2 separate regions of the Homo sapiens genome follow, and region 1 is linked to region 2. Evidence: chromatin loops called from intact Hi-C (ENCODE). Cell type or tissue: psoas muscle. All regions are shown on one strand. Each heading gives the region's core, and the rest is flanking DNA. Links, peaks and the distances in the headings are about the cores only.

What was found. Hi-C counts contacts between places; a loop is a spot of excess contacts. Peaks named below come from ENCODE experiments on the same cell type or tissue, not always from the same donor. Only the 100,000 strongest peaks of a DNase experiment are listed, where the experiment ranks them.
Region 1: it touches region 2 in a loop (1.8-fold over the local background); 2 of 110 quality-filtered maps call a loop at or near these places.

The regions. Positions count from the first base shown.
Region 1 is chr17:66,822,463-66,827,841 of GRCh38, reverse strand. No RefSeq gene overlaps it. Among named protein-coding and RNA genes, the nearest start is that of CACNG5, 10 kb to the left of the region's middle. In psoas muscle, for the core only: no CTCF peak of the experiment used is centred there; no DNase peak of the experiment used is centred there; H3K27me3 peaks cover 801 bases.
Region 2 is chr17:66,735,137-66,740,515 of GRCh38, reverse strand. PRKCA (protein kinase C alpha) reads right to left here. Exons shown (of 17, transcript NM_002737.3): 10 at 4,854-5,027; 11 at 1,661-1,752. Among named protein-coding and RNA genes, the nearest start is that of MIR634, 49 kb to the left of the region's middle. In psoas muscle, for the core only: no CTCF peak of the experiment used is centred there; a DNase peak (open chromatin) is centred at 2,825.

The sequences.
Region 1 (5,379 bases), core at 237-5,236, 87 kb before region 2:
CCATGATCATATAGTCAGAAAAAATAACATTTATTATTATTTTTTATACTGTGTTAAAATATGCAGAACGTAAAATTTACCTTTGTAACCATTTTTAAAGTGTGTAGTTTATTGGCTTTAAGTACATGGACATTATCACCATCATAGAAAACATTTTAAATGTAACTTGAAACTTGAAATTTTCTGTCCAGATTGAAGTAGAGGTTTGGAAGCTAGAATTTTCACATTGCAACTTGAACATCTCTCAATGGCCTCTTGAAATTAAACAAAAACTAGGGTATGCTCCACGGAAACATTGAAGATGGCTGTATCAGTCAGGACTGTTTCGATGGCAAGTGACAGAAAACCAGGAAAGTGAATGAATGGACTCAGATCACTGGCGTCTGGACTGGAAAGTGTGATGGGAACAGGTCCTCAGGAGAAACTTGGAGACAGCTATTGGAAGAAGGGGCAAATGTTGTTTACTAAAGCAACCGGTACAGCTGTCCTGTAGAGCTTAAGGAAGAATACAATACTTTTAGAATGCACCCGTCCAGCCGCCTGCCCAGGCTGGTGTAACTATGATGCTAATTTTTTTTAATTAAGAAACAAATTGTATTGAGATAAAATCATGAATTCATAACATAAAATTAACCTTTTAAATTGAGCAACTCAGTGGCATTTAGTACATTCACAGTGTTATGCAACTACCATCTCTATCTAGTTCCAAAACACTTTAATTACCCCAAAAGGAAATCCATGCTCTTTAAGCCGTTATTCCCCATTGTCCCCCGCCGGCAACCACCAATTTGCTTCCTGTGTCTGTGGAGTTGATTATTCTGAATATTTCATGTAAGGAGGATGGCTTCATACATAACCCTTTGTATCTGGCTTCTTTTACTTAGCATAAGTTTCGGAGGTTCATTCACATTGAAGCATGCATCAGGACTTTGTCCCTTTTTTCTGATCGAGTAATATTCGTGTGTGTGTGTGTGTGTGTGTCACAATTTGTTTATCCATTCATACACTGATGAACATTTGAGTTGTTCCACCTTTTGGCTATTGTGAATAGTGCTGCTGGGAACATTGGTGTACATGTACTTGTTTGAACACCCGTTTGTACTTCTCTTGGGTATATATGTTGGAGTGGAATTGCTAGGTCATATGGTAGCCCCATGTTTAACTTTTAGAGGAATGGAAAGGCTGTTGACCATAGTGACTGCATCCCGCCAATTATGTAGGAAGGTTCCAGTGTCTGCACATCCTCATCAATACTTGTTATTTTCCTTGTTTGGTTGGTTGTTGAGACTCTAGCCATCCTAGTGGGTATGGAGCCTATGACACTGGTTTTGTGCAAGCCTCCTGAGGAAATGGCAAGGGATGGTGAGCCCCCAGGTAGGAAACACCCGCTGCTGAAATCCAAGCAATGTTGCTTTGCCACAGGCTCCAGCTGCCTTTCTGGAACCAGCAAAGCTATGTAGGATTCATCTGAGCTTGGTTATAGGAAGTGGGACTCCACCTGGGCACGGCAAATAGGCCTCTTAGAAAACGGGCCTGTCACACCAGTTAGAATGGCAATCATTAAAAAGTCAGGAAACAACAAGTGCTGGAGAGGATGTGGAGAAATAGGAACACTTTTACACTGTTGGTGGGACTGTAAACTAGTTCAACCATTGTGGAAGTCAGTGTGGCCATTCCTCAGGGATCTAGAACTAGAAATACCATTTGACCCAGCCATCCCATTACTGAGCATATACCCAAAGGACTATAAATCATGCTGCTATAAAGACACATGCACACGTATGTTTATTGCAGCATTATTCACAATAGCAAAGACTTGGAACCAACCCAAATGTCCAACAATGATAGACTGGATTAAGAAAATGTGGCACATGTACACCATGGAATACTATGCAGCCATAAAAATGATGAGTTCATGTCCTTTGTAGGGACATGGATGAAATTGGAAATCATCATTCTCAGTAAACTATCGCAAGAACAAAAAACCAAACACCACATATTCTCACTCATAGGTGGGAATTGAACAATGAGAACACATGGACACAGGAAGGGGAACATCACACTCTGGGGACTGTTGTGGGGTGGCGGAAGTGGGGAGGGATAGCATTGGGAGATATACCTAATGCTAGATGACGAGTTAGTGGGTGCAGCGCACCAGCATGTCACATGTATACATATGTAACTAACCTGCACATTGTGCACATGTACCCTAAAACTTAAAGTATAATAATAAATAAATAAATAAATAATAAATAAATAAATAAATAAAAGAAAACGGGCCTGGCTCCAGTTATCTGGAAGCCTCTAGCTTCTGGAAGCCTCAATGAAGGTTGACACATCGCTCAGCCATCACTTATGAAGACCAGAGATTCTGCTCCCACAGTGTGGTAGAAAAGATTCCCAGCTCCTCAGCCACCACCATCTACTGGGAAGTGCCTAAAATTTCCTGTCAGAGTTTGCTTTTATAGGAGAAAGTTTAGCACAGGCTGTGATCCTGCTCTTGTTCAAGACAATGACAGTTATGGAGGGCCCCCGAGTTGAGAGGGCAACGCTGCTTGCAGCCAGAGGGATGAGTTCAGGAGCTTCAGTCACTGGGAAGCAGCGCCTCTGCCTACCTGGAACTCACTGATGGAGCAGTCCCAGCGGAGGCTCACCAAGGATTAGGAGCATGTGCCTTGGAGTCAGCTGGGTCTCAGGTTGCATCTCATCTTTGTCTGCCACTGTAGCCAAGAACCTTTGGTAAGTTACTTAATCCTTGTAAGTTTTGGACTCATCATTTGAAAAGTGGGCATAATGCTTATAATACCCACCTTGAGAGGCTATTGAGAGAAGGAGGGAGATGCTGTATTCAAAGTGTGCAGCACAAGGCCTGGCCCAAAGTAGCAAATGATTCCTGTTATAATTTGAGTTTTAGTGCATATCCAATTCTAAATCCCTGCGGGGAGGGTCGTGTTTCTAGATCATTCACAGTTGTCTGCTAAAGTGCCAGGCTCCGTCCTGGGAGCAGGTGTTGGTAGTGTGTAATCACAGGAGATGCAGGGAGGGAATAGTAAAGGAAGAACGTTTTCTGGGTGCTGTTGATGAACCTGGTAATGAGTCACCTGGGCATGCTGGGGCCCCTCTGTGGCCCCCCCGGGGGGAAGAAGGGAGGTGCCACCCTACCCAGAAAGGGAGGATGGGGGATACTAGCTTAGATCTCACCTGGTCAGGTGTCTTCTGTGAGTCTGTAGGCATTGCCCAGTGCCAGCCCCTGTGGCCATAGTCAAAAGTTCCTGGCCTGGGTCAGGACCATTCGGTGTCTTCCCTAGACCTCATGAGTGCTGGACTCTGCAATGGGGTCAAGCAATTCTTCCACTGATGGCTCAAGACAACCTCAGAGGAGCGGGAGATACGACCTCTAACCCCTGCCTCTATTCCCATGGGTGGGGGGAGGGTGGAGACCCCCAGCTTTCCCCATGGGATTCCCGGGGATGGAGGACAAACCCTAGTGTCCCAGTCTTATCATGGTTTCTCAACCTCAAGACATTTTTTTTTTTTTTTTTGACAAGGTCTCACTCTGACACTCAGGCTAGAGTGCAGCAACACAATCTTGGCTCACTGCAGCCTTGACCCCCTGGGCTCAGGTGATTTTCCCACCTCAGCCTCTTGAGTAGCTGGGACTACAGGCATGCATCACCACACCCAGCTAATTTTTTTGTATTTTTAGTAGAGATGGGGTTTCACCATGTTGCCCAGGCTGGTCTCAAGCTCCTGGCCTCAAGCAATCTGCCTGCCTCAGTCTCTCAAAGTGCTGGGATTACAGGCATGAGCCACACCCAGCTCAACCTTAAAACTATTGATGTATCATTGATGGGGGCGGGACAGGATGGGGGTCGTGGTGCTGCCCTGTTCACTGCAGGATGGTTAGCAGCCTCTCTGGCCCCTGTCCCTCTAGATACCAGTAGTACCCCTTTCCCAACTGTGACAACCAAAAATATCTCCAGATGTTGCCAAGGTTGGTAATTGCCAGAGTTACCAGTGGGTGAAAACCACTGGGCTAGATGTTAACTGAGACTTTTTTCTGCCTACACATCTATCTGCTGGCTTCAAAGCAAGCGGGCATGGGGGTATGGCCCTATTGATATGGGAAAACATCTCCCCTGGCTCTGAATCCTGACGAATTTCCCTGCTAGTGAAAGACACAGACCCTCACCCCTTTTTTAGTTACTTAAGAGCAAAGTGTCTCACTCCACCAAGTCCTAATTTTCTTCCAAGGACATTATGGTCTGGTGTCACATGAGGACTGAGACTTGCTACTCTTACCATGCTCCTGGTGAAACAGCAGGTTAGTCCCTATTGTACTCATGGAGTGGCCCTCTCCCTCCAGGCCTCACTTTCCTTACAAAGACCCCGCAGTAACCAGCAGTGGCCATCCGCCAATAGATGCTTCTGGATCTCCTAAATGGCCTCTGAGAGAATGGGCTGGAGGAGGTCATTTCACCCTGCACCCATGTAAGGCAGATCAGCAATCTTTTCTTTGTTGTTCCAGTGAGCAAATTAAAAATCAGAGAAATTAAATGCACTCACACAGAGTCCATCAGTGAGTTTAAGACTAAACTGGAATTCATTCATTCAATGTGCCTGGCATGTCCCAGTGGGGTGGGGGTGACCCAGCTACAATCTTCCCACTGCAGGTGCAACATGTTTCTGGACTGTACCCCCGCTTGGTTCTCCAGGGGCATGGAGGTCATTTGGTTGGGAGGCTTGGATGGTCTCCTATGGAGACACCAGCCCCTGCATGTCATAGCAGGGATTCTAGAAACAACCTTGGGGAAAAAAAGAACATATTTCTCCCCCTTCTTGAGGGGTTCTCCACAGCCCCATTTTGCCCATTCTCATAGGTGGCCTCCTGCCCTGCCTTGTGACTCAGTCTCTCTAGGCCCCAAGATTAGAAAGCCATTAACTGTCCAGGGAAGCTTTAACCCAGAGGCACACCTGGGCCAGAAGGATGGGATTAGAGCTATTTGCTCCCCAGGGGACATTTGCCCAATGTCCAGAGGCACTGTGGGAAGAATTATCACTGGCATCTAGTGGGTAGAGGCCAGGGATGCTGTTAAGTATTCTACAAGGCATGGGACAGCCCCTCACAATAAAGAATAATGCAGCCTCAAATGTCAGCAATGTCGAGGTTGAGAGGCCCTGAAATAGATATGATATCAGAGTCACAAGCTTAGAGAAGGGGATGGGCATCTCCCAAAAGGTGAGGGGAGGTTGGGCAGGTGGCAGGGCTCTTACCAGAAGCAGTGAGGCAGCTTGCTGGGTGACCCTACAGCTGCTTTGGGTGGTCCTGGCTCATGACCATGACCCCGGGAGAGTTAATGGCTCTCTCTTGTACTTTCA
Region 2 (5,379 bases), core at 85-5,084:
GCATAATCCCTCGCAGGCCAAAAATTCTTCCAATGTGTCTCTTAGATGGCACAGCAGCCAGAATCCTATTAACAGGTGCTGACTTCATTCATCAGGGTACATGCCCCCGAGGTTTCCTCACTGCGGAACTAAACTCGCCCTTTGTTTAGGCTTGCTCCACTGGTGTTTCCTGAGACTTCCTGGCCCCTGAGAGGTGAGATGATGTTTTCCAGCACCAAAGTTCCAGCTCCCCACACCCCTCAGATGAATCTCTCATCTTCACCTGGAGCCCACGTCTTCCTCCTGTGCTGCCGACTCCCGCATCCCATCATGCAGGTGCGTTCCAATAAAACGTTCTTAACTGAGCTCATGAATCTCCCCCCTCAAACCACCTCCTCCTTGGTGGCTGCCCCGACCCAAGCCTGAAATGGGGTCTCACTGGAAGAGGTTTATCTCTTCTCTCCTCCATAGTCAATAAGTTCTGCTTTTCTTCCTCCAGGGTGTTTTTCAAAGACACTTATTCCTCTTTGGCTCCAAGGTCTAGCCCTAACTACAGCTCCATTCCTTCTTATCTATAAAGGGTCTCACCAGCGCCTGCACCAGCCTCTACCATTTCCTTTCATGCTTCCTTCTTCCCCCAGAGAGCTCTGCAAAAACTGAATCTGATGGTGCAAGCCCCACTGCAGTGCCTTCCCTCTTCCCTCCTCCACAGCCAGGCTCCTTACCAGGCTCTTCACCCAGAGCCCCACCTACCACGTTCCCCCCTTCCCCCGCCCCTCAAATAATCTCACAGCATCTCCCACACCTGCTGAGCTGCAAGGCTGCTTCCCTGGACTTGCTTCTGCCTCTGTTCACATCTCTTCCTGGAAGGCTCTTCCCCCACCTCTGAGCCGGTCATTTCGTGGGGTTGCACTTCCCTCTCCCCGATTTTTAGGGGCTTACGTGTTATCCTGGTATCCTGCGCAAGTCTCTAAAGTTACAGCAACGCACTATTAATTGTTAGGTGACTTCTCCACCTCCAGGGTGGAGTGTAAACTCCCTCTGGAAAGGGAGCACCTCGTTCCTTTCGCAACCCCAGTGCCTGGTGCAGAGCAGGTGTGTGATAACCATTTGTTCAACAGATAAGAATAACTCCATCAACAAGGGTGGACCTGGGTGATGATGGGATATGGCAACATCTCCAGTTTATTGGAAATACTGGAAATAGAATAAACTGCTCCTTAGGAACCATCTTAGATGGATCCTACCAGTATATCTGCCCTCCGCCTCCCATGTTTAGGTTTATAACATTCAACCTAAAACTGGGCAGAATCCCACTTTCCCATTTCACCCAGCAGAAGTTCCCAGTTGGGGCTGGGCATGGTGGCTCACTCACGCCTGTAATCCCCGCACTTTGGGAGGCCGAGGTGGGCAGACAGCTTGAGCTCAGGAGTTCGGGACCAGCCTGGGCAAGATGGTGAAACCCCATCTCTACCAAAAACAGAAAATTAGCCAGGCATGGTGGTGTGTGCCTGTAGTCCCAGCTACTCAGGAGGCTGAGGTGGGAGAATCACCCGAGCCTGGGAGGCAAAGCCTGAGTGACAGAGTGAGACCCCCAATCTCAAGCGGGGGGGAAAAAAGGAAGTTTCCAGTTGGTAGGACTTGGTTGTTCAAATTAAAGGACTTAAAAAATAATACTCACACTGCTTGTGGTTCCTTAAATTTTCCTACTTGCTGAATGTGGTACATGAGGTCCCCACCGTTGACATATTCCATGACGAAGTACAGCCGATCCTGCAGACCAAGGTTCAACACATGAGCAGGGCTCCTCCCCAGCCAAGTGGCTTCCTTTGCTCTTCACAGGTTGTGTTTTGCTTTCTCATTAGTTAAATGGGGACTGCATGGGCAGATGTGCTCAGTTTAGAGCTCTTTCACATTTTTTTCCAAAGAAAGAATAAGTAATAAACCCTACTGCATGAGGGCCTTGGGAAGTATAAAGTCATTACATAACCCTGAAATAATGGCTCTCCATCAACGTGCCTTCCTGTTACATATGCTATTATAGTAACGGCCTTGAACATTCTTCCCTATCTTCCTATACATATAATAAATTTCTAAGTAAGGGATGGTGTGAGGAATCCACATAAGGCAATTATTTCATTTTAACTAGTGCTTCTCCATGGTCCAAATGTTTAAAGGCTGGTTTGCAGTGTCTGGGAGGCGTGCCATACTAATGTAGTATCGTGTTTAAATGGATACTCCTGAAAACACATCTCTCAGGCTTAGGATTACACATGCTCAATATATTTACTGGACATGGGACAGGGGACTCTAGATGGAGATGCTAATCAAATGTTCTTTTGCATCTGTAATATGCCCAAACACTGTTTTTCTATTTTCTCTGTCACTGGTAGGCTAAGTGTTGGCCCCATGATGGGCATGTATCATAGACCCAAATAAATCTGCATATTCCTGAGGACATTATGCTGGGACAGATAGGAAGATGGAGGGGTTTAACAGTGAAATAATGACCTCTGCTCTCTGCTAGAAAACATCCCCATTTCACAGAGGATATTAAACATTAAAGTGCTGCACAGGGAGAAAAAAATGATGAAGCTGGTGCTAATAGCCAGGAAGCAACCCTGGGAGCCCCAGTCTCTAGCTTTCCTGTTATGAACTTTAATTTCATCTTCATTTCTTTGTTTTGTAGCTTTCCAGAGCTTAATCAGGGTAACCAGGGTTACAGGCTCTGGGCTGGGATTCAGAGCTGTGGTTGTCTCTTCCGAGCATGCTGCTCTCATCTCTCCCTGGCGTGACTTGATTCAGAGTCAGTGGGAACGGCTGGGAGCAGGAAGCTCAACGTGCCGCCAGCGCTAGGCTGACACGTAGTGGCCGGCGCCTGACTCCGCGGCCACTGCTACACACCCAGAGGCTCCGGGTGGCTGCAAAGCCATTTTGAGATTCTAAAACACAAAAGCACTGAGAGGTTCCTCCCAAGAGTTTTCAAAGAGGCATAAGACAGAAAGTCAATCTCTGATCAATGGGCAGTTGAAAATAGTAATAATCGCATCAATTACAGCTACTGATTATGGAGTCATATTTTAAATGGGCAGCCTCTGAGGAGTGGAAAGACCAGCTTTGGCAACGTCTCACTATGGTGGCATCTAAACATCTATGTTTCTTTTTTTTCTTTTTAAGACAGAGTCTTGCTCTGTTGCCCAGGCTGGAGTGCAGTGGCGCCATCTCGGCTCACTGCAAGCTCCACCTCCCGGGTTCACGCCATTCTCCTGCCTCAGCCTCCCGAGTAGCTGGGACTACAGGCGCCCGCCACCACGCCCGGCTAATTTTTTTTTTTTTTTTTGTATATTTAGTAGAGACGGGGTTTCACCGTGTTAGCCAGGATGGTCTCGATCTCCTGATCTCGTGATCTGCCCGCCTTGGCCTCCCACAGTGCTGGGATTACAGGCGTGAGCCACCGCGCCCGGCCATGTCTGTTTCTTGTAGGCCACTTGCAAGCCCTGCAACGGACTGATTAGTGCTTTGGAATGTCCTTTTTTGTCCTCTGTTTAGTTTTACTTTACGACAGAGCTCAGCAAACTTTTTCCACAAAGGGCCAGACAGTATGTATTAATATTTTAGGCTGTGAGTGTCTCTTGCAGCAACTCAACTCTGCCTTCATGGTGCAAAAGCAGCTGTAGATGACAGGTACACGAAGGAGTGTGGTGATGTCCCAAAACAGCTGTTTATGGATGCTGAAATTTAAAATTTGACCTAATTTTCACGTGTCACGATATATGACTCTTTGGATTTCCTTGTTGTGACCTTTCCTAAACTCACAAGCCATAGAGAATAGGCCACAGTTTGCCAGTCCCTGTTGTGTGGCATTGAACAAGAACATGCTCTTTTACAAAATCAAGTCTCCTTATGCTCCAATGCCATGTTTGGCAGTGGAACCAGTGGTCTTAAAAAGCCAAGACTGTGGCCAGGTGCGGTGGCTCATGCCTGTAATCCCAGCACTTTGGGAGGCCGAGGCGGGTGGATCACCTGAGGTCAGAAGTTCAAGACCGGCCTGGCCAACATGGTGAAACCCCATCTCTACTAAAAATACAAAAATTAGCCGGGCGTGGTGGCAGCGGCCTGTAATCCCAGCTACTCGAGAGGCTGAGGCAGGAGAATCCCTTGAGCCTGGGAGGTGGAGGTTGCATTGAGCAGAGATCGCACCATTGCACTCCAGCCTGGGGAAGAGAGAGTGACTCCGTCTCAAAAAAAAAAAGCCAAGACTGTGAGTTTTTTTGTTTGTTTGTTTTTGTATCCCAAAGTCTGAGCACAGTACCAGGCATGAAGAAAACCTTTCATGGAAATGTTTGCTGAATTAAGGCCAGGCACAGTGGCTCACACCTGTAGTCCCAGCACTTTAGGAGGCCAACGTAGGGGGATCGTTTGAGCTCAGGAGTTTAAGACCAGCCTGGGAAACATGGTGAAACCCCCGTCTCTACTAAAAATACAAAAATTAGCTGAGTGTGGTGGGGTACATCTGTGGTCTCAACTACTTGAGACTGCAGTGGGCCGTGACTGTGCCACTGCACTCTAGCCTGGGCGAGAGAGTGAGATCCTGTCTCAAAAAAAAAAAAAAAAAAGAAAGAAAGAAAGAAAAAGAAAAAGAAATGTTTGCCGAATTAAATGGCATGAATGCCAAGCAGAGGACATCACAGAGAAGGCATGCCCCAAATCTACCAGTGAGAGAGGTGGGAGGTGGTCCCCAGTCACCTCTGCTTGACATCACAACACACCTTTCTCCAGCCTTCTCCAAAGGAACAAGGATGCTAAGAAGCTTTGGGCTGAGGCGTAGCTCTGAGAGCTGGGTACTGCATCGCAGGGATTCCCAGGGTCCTTACCACTGTCTGGAAGCAGGAGTGCAGCTGCGTCAAGAACGGGGGTTTGTCAAGCAGGGCCAAGACTCGCTTTTCTACCATGGTGCACTCCACGTCATCATCCTGAATCACCACATCCTTCTTCAGGATTTTGATTGCATACAGTTCTTCTGTGCCCTTCCTGTCGGCAAGCATCACCTGAGAACACGTCAAGAACAACCTGAACACTTGTAAGCACATATCTTGGGGGGCAGAGGGAAGGAACCAGGCCAGGTGACGGCTCAGTGACAGTTTGTGCACCTTTGTCAATGTGGAACATAAAAATATTAAACTTTATGTGCAAATTTGTAAATTCTACACATCACTACAAATTCAGTCCCTCCAGCATTTGCAAAACTTCAATGCTGCCAAGATTTGTAAATGGTATAGGCCACTGCCACATAATGGCACTATTTTGGCTGCTAAAATGAATACTCAACATTCTCTATCAGGATTAGTCTGGAATAATGCACATTTTTCAGGAGTATCCTTAGAGTGAAAGCTGACTGAC